2 separate regions of the Homo sapiens genome follow, and region 1 is linked to region 2. A link is an interaction called in ENCODE POLR2A ChIA-PET data of the cell type or tissue named here. Cell type or tissue: Panc1. All regions are shown on one strand. Links, peaks and the distances in the headings refer to the core of each region. The heading gives the core; the rest is flanking DNA. Region 1 has its middle 26 kb from the start of IRF2BPL. Region 2 overlaps LRRC74A (leucine rich repeat containing 74A).

The links. ChIA-PET counts read pairs that join two places held together with the same protein. Peaks named below come from ENCODE experiments on the same cell type or tissue, not always from the same donor. Only the 100,000 strongest peaks of a DNase experiment are listed, where the experiment ranks them.
Region 1: POLR2A ChIA-PET joins it to region 2 with 5 read pairs; 3 of 35 experiments call an interaction of 5 or more read pairs at or near these places.

The regions. Positions count from the first base shown.
Region 1 is chr14:77,000,035-77,005,409 of GRCh38, reverse strand. No RefSeq gene overlaps it. Among named protein-coding and RNA genes, the nearest start is that of IRF2BPL, 26 kb to the left of the region's middle. RefSeq lists an enhancer at 3,572-4,276. In Panc1, for the core only: no CTCF peak of the experiment used is centred there; no DNase peak of the experiment used is centred there; H3K27ac peaks cover 329 bases.
Region 2 is chr14:76,850,733-76,856,107 of GRCh38, reverse strand. LRRC74A (leucine rich repeat containing 74A) reads right to left here. Exons shown (of 14, transcript NM_001385106.1): 8 at 3,658-3,743; 9 at 2,698-2,892. Among named protein-coding and RNA genes, the nearest start is that of LRRC74A, 27 kb to the right of the region's middle. In Panc1, for the core only: no CTCF peak of the experiment used is centred there; no DNase peak of the experiment used is centred there.

The sequences.
Region 1 (5,375 bases), core at 313-5,312, 150 kb before region 2:
GCTACGGAGGGAGGATACAGGTGGGTCCGTGAAGTGCTTTACCCAGTGAATTGCTTTACCGGTGCCCTGTTCCTGTGCCTGGGGAGTAGGGCGGTCCCAAAACACCGACCTTGCCTGGGCTGCTGGGGGAGCAGCAGGTGCTCACATTGCCCTAGGGTGGAATGCACCTATTCGCCCTTCCAGAGCACAGGGCCCTAGGGCCTGTGGCCAGAAGACATTCTCTTCTCAGCTGATTCTACTCCAGGGTCTCCGAGAGAGTGGGGGATCTCTGGTCTGTCCGGAAAGCTGACAGGTTGAACCTATCAGGGGGTCTTGTCTCCCATCAACTTGGGTGGCTGTGGGGACATAGGATGTTGGGGGCAGATATGAGGGAACTTCTTGTAAATGGAGCTGGGTGTCCGTGGCTACAGGAGGAGGGGCTGCTACAGGCTGACACAGTCTCCTTGGGTTATGTAACCATTTCCCTTAACCTCCAGCAGTAAATGCATAAATGATGACTTAGTATAGATACCAATTTGGTCATCAAAACCTGGAACTGTCCCTGCCAAACAGGAACTTCCTGCCCCCTCAACTGAGCAGACACCTGGACTATGGGGGAGCAATGCAGAGAAGTAATCAAGTTCTCAGTCAGAAAACCTGGATGCTCCTTGCTTTGTTGTGTCATTTGGTCAATAATAATTGATTCAGCATTGGGAATGTAGTCATAAGTTAAAGTCCTTGTGGCTATGCTCACAACCAGATAGGGGGAGAGTACCAGAAACATACAACTGGCTAATGGAGAGGCAATTGCTTCAGCTTGGACATTTTGGCTTGTGTTTTGTTGAGTAAACACGAATTCACTGAGCAGGGGTGGGAAAATCTCAAGCCTCACTTATCCACAGGTTTAAGATAAGAAACTGCCCCAGCACCGAGTTCATGAGTGCTGGGAGGTGCTCTAAGTTTACAGGACAGCATGACTCAGGAATGAGGCCATTCTGGATTTGATGGTAAATCTCCCTGATACTGTAATTTTGGCCTCTGCCCCACTGGCCAGGCCTCCAGCTCTTCCCTGGGCTCAGGTGGAAGGAAACTTGGCCCAAATCACATTTCTCTCTGATTGAGCCATCCAGCACCTTGCTGGCTAGGCGTGCAGAGGTCAAAGAAGGACAGGGAGTCAATACACAGACTGGAGCCCCTTCCCCCAACCCCCAACTCAGCAGGCAGAGAGGCCCTTGGAGCACAGGGTCTGCATTCCCATTCTCCTGCATTGGCCAACCTCTCTGCAGTTTCCAGCCCTCTGGGCCTGCCCTGACCACGCCTACCAGGCACCTTCCACTGTCTTACCCCACTCTTCCCTGGTCCTGAAACACCCTAGCAGAGGCCTTGACGTGTCACTTTCTGGACCTCTGACTTGGCTCAATGGTTCAGGACCCATGACTTTTTCATGGTCACCTCCAGTCATTCCCTAGATCTTGACCTTGCACGAACAACCTGATTGATTCTGCAGCCATCTTAGGGACTCGCAGATAAGAACTCTTGGACAGCAAAGGCCCACAGCCCCAGGACAATTGTGTGCCCACAGGCAGTCACACAGTTGTTGAACATGGGAGAGCCTGTGTTCACCATTTCCAGGATAAAATGGACCATGGAGTGGGCACACCTGGGCTGTTTACCATCATTGCCCTTCATTCCCTAAACAACAGGGAATGCAGAGCCACGTATGGATTTAGTCTTAGCTGAATTCATATGCATCTCTTTTTGGAAGAGGTAAAAGCATGTCTGATTATCACATGATATCCCCTTTTTTTTTTTTTTTGAGACAGAGTTTCACTCTGTCACCCAGGCTGGAGTGCAGTGGTGCCATCTTGGCTCACTGCAACCTCTACCTCCCAGGTTCAAGCAATTCTCCTGCCTCAGCCTCCTGAGTAGCTGGGATTACAGGCATGTGCCGCCATGCCCAGCTAATTTTTGTATTTTTAGTAGAGATGGGATTTCACCATGTTGGCCAGGCTGGTCTCAAACTCCTGACCTCAGGTGATCCACCTACCTTGGCCTCCCAAAGTGCTGGGATTATAGGTGTGAGCCACCAGGTCCAGCCCAAATGATATCTCTTTTCAAGTTAGTTTCCCCGTGTGGCAAATGAGAGTGGGGCTTAATCACCTGTTTCACCAAAGGGCCATGTAGGAGATGATGGAATTGGGAGGACTGCCTGGTCCACAGAAGGTTTGCGTCCTGATACCAGCCCCTGCTCTTCCAGCCCCCACCATCCTCTGCTGCAGAGAAATGGGCTCAGTGCCCACCATAGCAGGCCTGTCCAGAGGGGTGAAGTCCAGCGGACAATACCATCACGATCACTCTGCCCTGCACTCATCTCTGACCCGCCTGCCTCCCCTGCTCTCTACAGCTAGGGAGTGGCTCTTTGGAATAAAGAATATTTACTTTTCTTTGAGACTTCAGTTCTGAATATGATCCGAATGCTGTTTGCATGTTTCTGGCTCCCCTTCTAGAATGTCTTGTGTGACACCGAGTGCCAGTGCAGGAATAGTGCCTGGAACAGAGGAGAATGTTTGTTAACTGACTGACTGCCTTGCAGATTAAATGAATGATCGAGGACTGCAGCTGAGGTGGGGCATAGGCAGGGGCAGGTGCTCATCCTAGGAGGGAGGAGGGAGGCAAGAGAGATCTCTCATTTCAATTTCTGGGGATGATTAGACGGCTGTGTTTTGGTCTTCTACAGAAAAATAATCGCAAACATCTACATTGTGTCAGCCACTGTCCTAAGTATTTTACATACATTAATGTATTGAATCATCATAAAAACCATGTGTATGGCGGGTGCTATCATCATCATCATCCCCATTTTATAGGCTGAGATTCTGAAGCACAGAGAGGTTAAGTGATCTAGCCAAGGTCACACAGCTAATAACTGCCAGAGTCAGGATGTAAACCCAAATCCCTGCTCTTATCTTTCCCCCATAGAGTTATATGCCATATTCTTACCCCATAGACTGCTCCCATAGCTCTTTAACCTATGGGGTGTTTGTGCCCTCGGGGTCCCTGGGATGAGCCAGAGGGTTTTTGAGACTCAACTTTCAGGAAGATCAATTTTAAGCAAAGATTTCAGAAAAAAAGTTAACTGTTGAATTATAAGTAATTTGAGATGATTGACATATATGTTATAGTGAATAATGCCAAAAGTCAAGTTAATTTTTAAGACAAAAAAGATGGCCAGATGCAGTGGCTCCTACCTCCCGGCACTTTGGGAGGCTGAGGCAGGAGGATCGCTGGAAGCCACAATTTTGAGACCAGCCTGGGCAACATAGCGAGAGACTGTCTCTACAAAAAAAGAAAAAAAAATTAGACAGACAAGGTGGCGTGCACCTCTAGTCCTAGCTACTGGGAAGGCTAAAGTGGGAGGATCTCTTGAGCCTGGGAGTTCCAGGCTTGCAGTGAACTACAGTTACACCACTGCACTCCAGCTGGGGTGGTAGAGCAAGAACCCCGTCTATTTTTTTGAGACAGAGTTTCACTCTTGTTGCCCAGGCTGGAGTGCAATGGTGCAATCTTGGCTCACTGCAACGTCCGCCTCCTGGGTTCAAGTGATTCTCCTGGCTCAGCCTCCCGAGTAGCTGGGATTACAGGCATGCACCACCACACCTGTTTAATTTTGTATTTTCTTTTTTAGTAGAGATGGGGTTTCTCCATGTTGGTCAGGCTGGTCTTGAACTCCTGACCTCAGGTGACCCTCGGCTGCCTCGGTCTCCCAAAGTGCTGGGATTACAGGCGTGAGCCATCGCGCCCGGCCAAGACCCTGTCTCAAGAAAAAAAAAAAAAAAAGGAGAGCGATTTCCAAGAAATTTGCAGGGTTTCTGTCCCCAGGCCCAACCCCACCGTCAGCCCAGGGTAAGCTGCCATTGTTCGTGAATACCACTCATTCAGCACAAGAAGTGCGCGCACACACATACACACACACACAAATACACACTGCCTACCCCCCTGACTGTCTGGATGGAGTGAGTTGTGGGCCACGTCAAGGCAGGGCTGCAGTGGGAAGTGCTGCTTTCTGATGATTGCGGGCCTGGGGGTGGAGGGCTGGGCAGGGAGAGAGGCTGGGCCTTGGGTCTCCATGGGAGCTTGCATGGGGCTCAGAGTTTCCATTGGCGCCTGTGGGATGGGGTAACAGAGGGACTGGCCCGTAGAAAACTGCGAGACAACGAAACAGGAGGGAGGAGGAACTTCACCTCTGCACCATGAAATACCGCACCCGGGGCCTTTCGTGGAATTTGCAGAGCGCATCCTTAGATGCTCCTCACTGCAGGGGGAGAGGCATGTCCCATGGCCAATGTTTCCTGTGTGTCTGTGTATGTCAAGCCCAGGGATACGTGTCGTCCGGGCCACGTGCCACAAAATGGGTCCCACTTGGGGAGGCAATGCCCGTGGGACTCTTACAGGCAGAGCAAGATGAATGTGAGCTGACACTTCTGCCAGTGAGCGACAAAGAGCCGGTGTGCCTCCACAGAGGACAGGCCTGCTCATTAATGTGGCAGCGTCTTCATTGACAAAGCAAAGAGGCAAACAAGGCGGAAGGGAGTGAGCCACGCAGGGAGACAGTGGTGGCGTGGAAGGAAAAGGGCAGGCGTGTGCAAGTGTGTCTGCAGGGATAGGAGGGGCCCGGGCAGGGCGAGCTGAGCGGGAGGAAGAGGCTGGACAGAAATGTCTGCATCTGTGAGGAAATGTATGCGTGAGAGAGAAAGAAAACGTGAGAGGCTGTGTCTGAGAGGGAACGTAGCGCTGCGAAGTGTGTGCGTGACGACAGAGGAGAAGACAGAGGGAGCCAGGAAGGGAGGGAGGCGGCAGGGGGGGAGGCCTCTCCTCCCTCCTTCAGCCACAGGCTCTGGAAGGCCCTGCGGTGTGGACTGAGGGACAGGCAGGAGAGGTGAGATTTCATTACCTTTCCCTTTGTGTGACAGTTTCGAGTTAGAGATGTAAGACTGGAGCTATAAATAATCCAGTCACAGCTGCATCCTGGAGATTTATGGTGCATGCCAATGCCAGCCAGCTTCAGGCTGGGGAGGGGTTGGGTTTGCTTCACACAGCCAAGATGAAAGGCTGATTCCCCCCAACTAGCTCCCCCCAGCCCCAGCTGGCCCCCACCCACCCCTGTGCCTCCCTCCTGGCCCAAGGGGCCCAGAGGGGAGAAAACCTCACAGATGCTTAGACACCCTCTCTAGTCCTGAGCAGCCGGAGCCCCATGAAACCTGGCATAGTGGTGGCTCTGCTAGCTGGGGAGACCAATGGGGCAGGGGGAGCAAGGTGGGCAGAAGGTGCCTTACCAGGGCGGGCGCGCTGCCTCATGCCTGTAATCCCAGCACTTTGGGAGGCCAAGGAGGGAGGAT
Region 2 (5,375 bases), core at 122-5,121:
CAGAGCTGGGATGGGCCACATCATGGAGAACCTTATAGGCTTGGAGAAGGAACAAGGACATTATCCCAGTGGAGCTAGGAGCTGCTGAAGCATGGATGGAAGTTAATGGAAGGGACTGTGGAGCCTGGTGGCTCTGCTTACCAGCTGCCTGGCCTTGCATTAATTCCCTGATCACTTTGTACTTATCACCTATGGCTGCTCTGAGGACTTACCATATCAATTCAGGCAAAGCATTAAAACAAGTGCCTGGTATGCAGTATGCTGTCAATGAACAATAGTTCTTATTATTGAAGGCTTTCAGCTAAGTGGCTTCAACATGAGGCAGCCAAAACTCTTACTGAGCCCCTAGTATATGTCAGCTGCGTCCCAGGCTCTGATGTACTCCAGTGAGAAAATGCAGACTAGGGCCTGGACCTCGTGGAGCTCAGCATCTGGAATCCTTTGCTGGACTCACTTCCTAATGGGAATTCCTTATTTTTCCAAGCTTAGGGCAAGGGGCATCAGGGCTGGATGTGGAGACCCATAGATAATTCCTGTGGCAAAGTTGATGTGGTCTCCATGATGGCCAAACTAAGAGTTTTGTCTTAAACTTTTCTCTTTTACTTCTAAAACATTTTAGAAAATTGAAATATATTCATTACATATGGTCATTGTGGAAAAATGAGAAAAGCGGTAAAAAATGGTTTAAACCATGTATACCCACAAAACAGCAAAGACCTCTATTGCCATTTTGCTGAGGCAACTGCTTAATCTTTTAAAATTCAGTTTCTCAGACTGTCCCTGGCTTCCTCAGCCACTGGGGCTGAGCCACCCACAGCCTGGGTCAGTCTCTGTCTGAGTTGTGCCTGGCCCCGCTCCACCCCAGCTGGGACTCCCAGATCTCCTGGTCACTAGATGGCCAGTCTGTTTGGTCTGTAGTCACTGTGCTCCTTCTGCCTGTCAGAATCTGGCTTCCTCCTGTCCTCTTAGCAGCTCCTCATGGTTGTCCTCTCAGATGGCAGCCCCTTCCTCACTGTCTCCTCACTGCTTTCCTTCTTCAGGACCCTCACATCTGTGGTCTCTCCAACCACCCTCACATCTTGAGGGAGTTGGAGTTGCCATGGAAAACCACGTACAGCAGGCTTCCCTCTGCCTCCTGCTACTTGTGTGGCATAAGCAATCACACAGCCTCAGTTTTCTCATCTGACAAGTGGGGCTAACAGAGCCCACATTACCAGGTGAGGCTATGAGTAACGACAGCTGGCTCTTGGCAGGTGCCCCAGAAAGGGGGATGATTAATAGAAGTCCTCACCTTTCATTTATTTTCCAACTGCTCAATAGCATCTATATTATAAATTAGCATCTACTAGTAAATTAATTTAAAATGAAATATGTATTCATTAATTCATTCATTCATCAGAAGCACACTGGGCTTCTACAGTGTGCCCAACACTATGCTAGGTATGAGGGACTAGGTATGAGGAGTTTAATGATGGGCAAAACCAGTCTTCATTCTTTTTTTTGAGACAGAGTCTTGCTCTGTCACCCAGGCTGGAGTGCAGTGGCATGGTCTCGGCTCACTGCAACCTCCGCCTCCTGGGTTCAGTGATTCTCCTGCCTCAGCCTCCCAAGTAGTTGGGATTACAGGCATGCACAATCACGCCTGGCTAATTTTGTATTTTTAGTAGAGACAAGGTTTCACCATGTTGGCCAGGCTGGTCTTAAACTGGTGACCTCAAGCGATCCACCCACCTTGGCCTCCCAAAGGGCTGGGATTACAGGCATAAGCCACCGCACCTGGCCCAAACACAGTCTTCATTCTGATGAAGCTTTCACATTTGAGGGGATGACAGGCGAGCAAAGAGCCCTCACATGCATGGAATTAGGAAGGGCAGCAAGTTCCATGGGAAGTAGGGAGCAGGGCTCTGGGAGCAGGTCCCCTAGACGGAGGATCCCAGCAGCAAGCAAGTGGAGGCGGAGTGGCCAAGCCTCTGTAGTAGGAGGAAAGGAGTGGAGAGAAGACCAGGGGGTCTTGGGTGCAGAGCAAGGGAGAGCACCGGGTGGACTGAGGCTGGAGGGGCACTTGGGGCTCAGCGAACAGGATCTGAGCAACAGGAAGCCATGCAGGGGTCTAAGCTGAAAGACAGGAGACTGAGGGGCTGGGGGAAGGGGAATGGATGTCAGATTTGTGTTCAAAAAGCACATTCTGAGGGCTAGGCACAGTGGCTCATGCCTGTAATCCCAGCACTTTCGGAGGCCGAGGTGGGAGGATGGTTTGAACCTGGGAGGCGGAGGTTGCAGTGAGCCAAGATTGTACCACTGCACTCCAGCCTGGGGGACAGAGCCAGACCCTGTCTCAAAACAAAACAAAACAAAACAAAAAGCACACTCCGGTGGCAATGTGGAGAAGATCCTGAAGGAGACCCAGATGGGAGGAAGGTGGAGAAGATCCCGAAGGAGACCCAGATGGGAGGAAGGAAGACCTGTTAGAAAGATCTGCAGTGTACCAGGGAGCACTGAGGGTGACACTGGCTTTATAGTAGAGAATGGTCACTGCATTTACAGTCAAGAGATGGTAAAAAGTACATGCATATATGAAGTACAGATATTCCCAATTATTCTCTCCAGTACTCTGCAGCCCCCAACTTATCCCAACACATACACAAACACACACACACACACACACACACACACACACCCTTTCCAGCTGAAGACTACCTTCAGAACTCTGAGGCTTTCATTGGATTCCAGTCCTTTGCTGATTTTGGAGGCCCCTTCATTGCCGATGTCATTGCCACCGATATCCAGGTAGACCAGGCAGCGGTTGAGTCGGAGGACTTCCCCTAGGGCCAGAGCCACCTCATTCCCAAAGCCATTCATGGAGAGATCCAGCTTTGTCAGGGTCACATTACCCTCCAGGAAGAGGGGAGAACAGCACCAGCATCAAGGTTACGCGTGACTCATCCAACCAAAAGGGTCCCGATTTCTACCCCCTGTTGGCATCCAGACCGGGTGCTCAGTGGTCCCCAGGACTGATGGGTCTGCCAGATCATTCAGAGCTCCCAGCTGGGCTCAGTCTCAAGTACTCATGAGACTCCCTCCCTTTGGCTTCTGGTCATTCCCTACCCACTAATTAAACTGTCCTCTTGAAGTGTATCCAAAGATGTCACCCTGGCCTCAGCAGATACGATTATACTAAAGAATAATGTGCAGGCCAGGTGCAGTGGCTCACGCCTGTAATCCCAGCACTTTAGGAGGCTGAGGTGGGTGGATCACAAGGTCAGGAGTTCGAGACCAGCCTGGCCAACATGGTACAACCCCGTTTCTACTAAAAATACAAAAAATAGCCGGGCATGGTGGCGGGCACCTGTAGTCTCAGCTACTCAGGAGGCTGAGGCAGGAGAATCGCTTGAACCAGGGAGGTGGTGGCTGCAGTGAGCCGAGATTGCACCACTGCACTCTAGCCCGGGCCACAGAGCAAGACTCCATCTCAAAAAAAAAAAAAAAAAGTGCATCCAGGAATTGTGGGAGGGAGAACAATAACTTGAAAAGTATTTGATGAGAGCCCAGTATGCCCTCATTGATGGTGACCATGAGGAAGAGGCTTAGGATGGCAGGATGGGAGGCCCTGGCTGTCCTCAACTGGGCTCCACACATCACTCCTGGAGAGTGCCTTACCCGGAGACCATTGCACAAGGCCACAGCTCCCCTTGTGTGGAAGTTATTCCAGCTCAGATCCAGTGACGTGAGCCCCACGTTGATGGCTGAAACAGGGAGGGAATCGGCTTAGCATCTCCCACAGCCCAGAAAACCCATTCTCAGAGTTAACAGATGTCCATGACACTGGGGATAAAGACCACTCAGTGGTCATGCAAGTAAAATTCTCAGATAATAATTTTTTTAGTTATTCATTTAAACACAAAATTGTAAGATGATCCCCAAAGCTGGCAAAGATGTGGTGAAATAATCCTCCTTACATAGTTTAGGTGGGAAGGAAATTGGTATAGTCTATTTGGCAGATATTATCTGATCACAGATATTTTCCCATTAAAATGTGCATACCCTACTCACCTCTGAGACTCTACCTAAGACTACAGCACAGAATATGGGAAGAGCAAGGTGCTTGTAGATGTTTACCATGGCATCATTTATAAAAGTAAGAATTAGCCAGGCACAGTGGCTCACACCTGTAATCCCAGCACTTTGGGAGGCTGACATGGGCAGATCACGAAGTCAAGAGATCGAGACCACCCTGGCCAACATGGTGAAACTGCGTCTCTACTAAAAATACAAAAATTAGCTGGGTGCGGTGGCGCGTGCCTGTAGTCCCAGCTACTCAGGAGGCTGAGGCAGGAGAATCGCTTGAACCCGGGAGGCAGAGGTTGCAGTGAGTGGAGATCACGCCACTGCACTCCAGCCTGGCGACAGAGCGAGACTCTGTCTCAAAAAAAAAAAAAAGTGAGAATTATTTGGCCAGGCACGGTGGCTCACACCTGTAATCCCAGCACTTTGGGAGGCCGAGGCAGGTGGATCACCAGAGGTCAGGAGTTTGAGACCAGCCTGGCCAACATGATGAAACCCCGTCTCTACTAAAAATACAAAAATTCACTGGGTGTGGTGGCACACACCTGTAGTCCCAGCTACTCAGGAAGCTGAGGCAGGAGAACTGATTGAACCTGGGAGGCGGAGTTTGCAGTGAGCCAAGATGGTGCCATTGCACTCCAGCCTGGGTGACAGAGCAAGACTGCATCTCAAAAATAAATAAATAAAAGCAAGAATTATTTATCTGGTGGAATATTATGAATTAAAATAGACAGAAGTAGCTGGAAAACATCTTCAGGGGCTGTATTTACACAGGAAGGCTGTGATGGACCTGGCATATTACGTCACATGATGCCTATCATGGCAGGCCACGGCTGCAGTGGTGACTCCAGAATTTCTCTCCAGCAGAGGCTCAGGGGCACAATCAGTTGGAAGTGGGGAGGCACCAGGCTTGGCGAGAAGCTGGGTTTGCACAGAAATCATACTTTTGTTTTGACCTGAAGATGATTTTGCTTACATGTTCCACAGGGTTGGAACATCCTATTTAAACACATTATTATTGTTGTTTTTATTTGGGGAGGGCAGTTATGCCAAGGAGGCCATTGATGGAAAGGCTAAAGTCCTCTTGAACCATTACTGAATGGGAGGATAATGGGAGGAATTGCCTTTAGGCCTCTGGCCCAGGAATAATGTCTTATTTCTTTTCTTTCTTTCTTTCTTTCTTTTTTTTTTTTTTTTTTTTGAGACAGAGTTTTGCCCTTGACAATCTCGGCTCACTGCAACCTCCGCCTCCTGGGTTCAAGCGATTCTCCTGCTTCAGCCTCCCGGGCAGCTGGGATTATAGGCGCCTGCCA